Regions from separate parts of the Homo sapiens genome. Here region 1 is linked to region 2. The links are chromatin loops, found by intact Hi-C in ENCODE. Cell type or tissue: heart right ventricle. All regions are shown on one strand.

Region 1 (2,500 bases), 1.1 Mb before region 2:
AAATAATCTTAAGGAAGACTATTGCACTTTGTAACTTTGACTAACTCAGTGTTTCCTGTGTTTAATTTTGGAGAACCTTCTTCCTCAGAACACTTGTCTACATATCATGGGAGACTAGAGTTTCACTGATCATAATTTAGAAAATATATGTCATCATCTTTCAGAGCAACTTTACAAGTAAATAGAATCCCACAAGGTGACCAAACACACATGTCTGTTTGATCTAGAAATGGAGACTATTTTTGATCTGTAATTCCACTTTTTTCCAAAATGAAAAATAGCTTTATTATTATTATTGTTATTATTATTTATTCTGATGATAAAGGTATGTAGCAGAAACTGTCAGTACCCCGTGAATATCTACATGGTCCTTTCCATTTGAGAGCACTGTAGCCTACCTGCTGAACTTTCAACTCCCCGCCTCTCTTTGCCTAAAAGCTTTCTCTGGCCCACTGCCCCCAGTCCCTGGCCCAGCAGCCTTCAACCAATGACTGGAGGACACATACACACACCTCAGCTCCCTCCCCGTCAGGTGAGATAACTCAGCAGCATGTGCTGTGCTCTGGCTCCCAGGTTCCATCACGGCCATGAAGCCCTGCTTGTCCACATTGGAAACTGGCTTAATAATGTACCTCTTTTAGCTGCCTTCCCTTCCTCTGTCATTTCTTTTCTCTCCATTTTACGTATTTTGAATGACTAAACTCCCCTGAATATTTCTTATATTCACACCTGTGTCTTAGAGACTGCTTGCAAAGAAGCCAAATAGAGACAAGAAAAACTAATGAAAACAGAAAAATCAGAAAATATTGAGCTACAGAAAGAAGAAAATGAAAATCATCAATAATCTAAACACCATTTGTAATCACTACTAATGTTTTAATCTCTATCCTTCCAGACATTTTTTTTTAATGCAGTCACTTTTTTTTTTAAATGGAAATAAAATGATAATGACAAGTAAATTATGACTTTTTTCATGGCTGGAAAACAGTCCATTCCAAAAGAGTTAAGATTGGATTTGAAGCCCAGCTCTGACACTTACTCTCCAAGTGAGCTTATTCAAGCCCTTTGTGTCTTAGATTCCTCAGCTGTGAAGTTAGAATAAGGACATTATCTATTACATGGTGTTGAAGTGAAGATTAAACACAATACACATACATAACACAGAAGTTATTAAGAGAGCTATTACTATTATTTTAAACCACAATTTAGCAAATTCTTCATTGATGTCCATTTAAGTTTTTCTCAAATTTTTTGAATAATAAACACATAATCAAGTGTTGATTCTAAAAAAGGAAAAACAAAACAAAACAAACCCAAACTTTGTGTGTTTTTTCTTTCGTAGGAATTTGCACTGTCCACTTTGGGTGCTGCCCTGTCATTTGCTCTTTTTCCATCCATCCAGGGAAGGCTCTGCAGCAAAAGTGAAGCCTTTCCCCAAGCCCGTTCTGCCGCCTGACAAAAGAGGGCGCCATTGTACTGTTCATAGACGATGCCTTGCGTCAGTAAACGTGGGAAAAGTTCTTTAGGAGTAATGCTGTTTTTATAACCATTTTCAGATTCATCCTTACCAATTACAACAAGTTGTCCATCCAGAGTTGGTTTAGTTTGCGCCGAGTCGAGATCATTTCCAACAATTCAATCCAAGCAGTCTTTAACCCAACTGGCGTATATGCTCCCTCTGGTTACTCCTACCGCTGCCAACGCGTGGGCAGCCTGCAGCAGGACCAGGCCCTCTTGCTGCCCAGCGACACGGATGATGGGTCGAGCCTGTGGGAGGTCACTTTTATTGATTTCCAGGTAATAAACTAAAACCTATGCTCAATGCACCTGCGTTTTTGGTACCAAAAGAGCTCAGTGTTTGTTTAAAAACACCTGAAACAAACCTAGATGCTTAAGGAAAAGAGAAGTAGATGCCTTTAAAAGAATATTGGTGGTTTTTTTCCTTTGTCTTTTAAGGTATGAAGTAGAATAGGATAGAGAATTTTATCTCCCTGTGTCCCCCACCTCCTACCCAGGGCTTGCTTTTACATTCAGCTTTATCCAGCACGAATAATTATCAGTGAGGAATGCCAGCCATCTAAGCCCTAGTGAAGCTGTGGGTGAAGCCAGGGACTGACACTTCCTGGACTGAGAGGCCCTTCTGGGGAGAGGCATTGGCGGACAATTATTTTATTTCCTTCAGGGAGTGGCGCAGTGATCTTATCAGGGAAGATAAGAAGTACATCGGCAGTGTGAGTGACAGCTTTGGCAGTTAGTAGGAAGGGACTCAGCGGGGAGTCAAAAATATCCCAAAGATCTTGAAAGTATTTGGAGTAAGGAATGGGGTGTAAGAGATTCCTTTTCACCACCAGAATCTTAGGCTGAGAGACATTCTGTCAAGTTCCTCTATCCTGTTTACCTGTGAATGAAGCTTAGCTTGTTCCTACCACTCCCTGAAATAGTAGGCAGGGCTTTGCATGTACCTCTTATGGGCACATTCCAACCTTTTCCAAATATATGT
Region 2 (2,500 bases):
GTAAATTAAAACCTACAATAAGCCAATATTTCTATTTCGTTTGAGTACAACATTTCCAGATACGAGCTAGAGATCATGAATATCGTCAGCATCTGACTCAGCGCAGCTCTAGCCATGCCTTGCTTCATGATGATATTACATTGCTACGCTCTGAGACCCACCCGGGGGCTTTGCTTTGTGATCTGAAAAGCCTGGCTGAGAAAATAGGCAAATATTCCCTTCTGGAAGCAAAATTTGTGAACTCATCTCCTCTCCCAAACATTCATTCAGCCTTATCTCACCTTTCTCAGAGGCTGCCTCTGCCTCCTTACAGGATACATTCTGCCCTGGGTACCAGGCAGACATCATCATGGTCATTATTTAATGCACTATCTGTTTTGTTATTGCCTGTTAGCTTTTTTTTTTTTCTCCAATTATACTTGGAGGGTTGATTCTAGACAGGTTCTATTTCCGCATTCCCAGCAAGCAGCTTTGTGCCTAGAACTCACTGTGCATATATTACACATTTATCAATGAAAGGTTTTAACGTGGATCAGGATGACTCAGGTGACACTGAGTCTGGTCTGCCTGTAGGAAATTGATCCTTGTTCTATCATCACCCAATACTACAATCTTAGGCAAGTGATAAGATAAGCCTGGCTCTCAGTATTTTAATCTGCAAAACAGGGATGACCGGTAAGGTGATCTCTAAGAGGACCGTACAGCTCCCAAATGCTTTAATCCTGCTAGATCCTCAGAATACTTGAGTATGAAATCTTCCAAAATGATGGCACCCAATTTTCACACTAAATGGGAAATCTTGATTGTCTTCACCACTATTCAAAACTGTGATTTTCAGACAAAAACAATTTTAAAACAAATGTATTTACCTTTCTCAAGACCACCAAAACGCTTAGCAGATTGGTTTTTGAACGACAGGACAAATCCTGGCCTGTCCTGGAGATGAAACGCCACCTAGTGGATACATTCCTAGGCAGTGCGTTCCCCACCGGAACAAGAGGGCGCTTTGTTCTCTGTGGCTGATGGCTTCTACTCATTTTCTCCTTCCTCCACCTGACACTCCTATCTCAACCTTGTCATTTCTTTGGCTTTCTAAAAATTATAGGAATACTTATCTTGGTAAGAGAAAATGTGTTTATTTGAACCATGTTTGATTTAATTTTTACCTATTTGCTTTACATTGCCAGCGTAGTTGGCATTTTAAGGAAAAAAGATAAAAGTCCAGCATACTCAGACTGAGTCTTTTTAGTTTCTTATCAATTTGGTTTGAAAACAATCCTTGAGCATTCGGAGACGCCTTGGCTAGACAGACAGAAAAAGGATAGTAGAGTTCACATGTCTCATAAGCAGAAGAGACTATAGCGCCCAAGCTTTTGTCCAGTTCCTCACCAAAGGACCAGTATTTTACAATTTTTCTTGTTTTAAAGAGAAACCATTATAGACAACTAATCTAGCGCTTTGGACAAGTAAATTTACTTCAGTGTGAAGTGGAATCTTTGCCTGGATAATGTTTTCACTGAGCTTAAGGAAATTTAAGCGACGGCTACTTAAAATGAACAGAAGGACAGGATTATACTAGTTATTTTTTTCTCTACCTAGCAGAAAAATATCCATCAGTTCTGCCTGTTGAGTTTCAAAGAAACTTAGAAAAAGGTGGTCTTCGTTAATTGATGAAACATCAAGAGGATTGCTACAAACCTCTAGCCCAGCTCCTGATGCCTCTAAGGTACTTTATCATTTTTGCAGCAGAAACTTACTCATTTAACCAGAGCTAATGATTCCTTCCAGCAGTCCCATGGCAGCCAGCTCTTCATATTGTAATTGCATCACTGAGGCTCTGTATGTCTCCAGCCTTTCCTAAAAAACCTTTTTTTTCTTTTCATTAGTTTTTTTTTTTGCTAAGTACCTCTAGCCAGCTCAGGGCATTTTAATTTATATTTCCTACAACCATCAACCTAGTGTAAAATTTCTTCACTTCTTTACAGACTTTTGTTTCTCTTTCTCTGACATCTCTTACTGTATCTCAAAAAATATGGAAGTTTTCTGAACCTAAAAATAATTCTTTTATTAATCCTAATATATATTCAAATTAAAGTTGTCTCCCCGGCCCCACCTTCCTTTCTTCTTTCTTTCCATAAATAAATAAATAAATAAATAAATAAATAAACTCTTTCAGAAACAGTCCTAAGGTATTAATACAATCTCCCTGAGTTCCAGAAACACATTTCCCAGTGGCAATTCTGTAGAGCCTCATTCCTAATGAAACCACTCAAAGGATTATGCCAAGATTTCTAAGTAATAGTCTTGTCCTTCTGCTCACGAACAAGTTTTATAGACTTGCTCTTCTTGCTTGTACCTTCTAGAAGAGGGCATATAGCTCAATTCAAACAGCCAAAAAGAAAAAAAAACTCAGAGGAAACATGGAGAAATTACAACCCTATAGTTAGCCTTATTTATGCTTCTACCCACTCCCACTGAAGGAATATATACTGTCAGTCAA

Evidence for each region. Peaks named below come from ENCODE experiments on the same cell type or tissue, not always from the same donor. Only the 100,000 strongest peaks of a DNase experiment are listed, where the experiment ranks them.
Region 1: a loop joins it to region 2, with 2.5 times the contacts of the local background. A loop is called at or near these places in 8 of 110 quality-filtered maps.

Annotation. Positions count from the first base shown.
Region 1 is chr5:82,311,055-82,313,554 of GRCh38, forward strand. It overlaps the pseudogene ATP6AP1L. Among named protein-coding and RNA genes, the nearest start is that of RPS23, 34 kb to the left of the region's middle. In heart right ventricle, a CTCF peak has its summit at 1,453 (motif pointing right); DNase peaks (open chromatin) are centred at 1,467 and 1,718; H3K4me3 peaks cover 404 bases; H3K27ac peaks cover 999 bases.
Region 2 is chr5:83,429,633-83,432,132 of GRCh38, forward strand. No RefSeq gene overlaps it. Among named protein-coding and RNA genes, the nearest start is that of VCAN, 41 kb to the right of the region's middle. RefSeq lists a silencer at 1,009-1,058. In heart right ventricle, CTCF peaks have their summits at 968 (motif pointing left) and 1,168; a DNase peak (open chromatin) is centred at 959.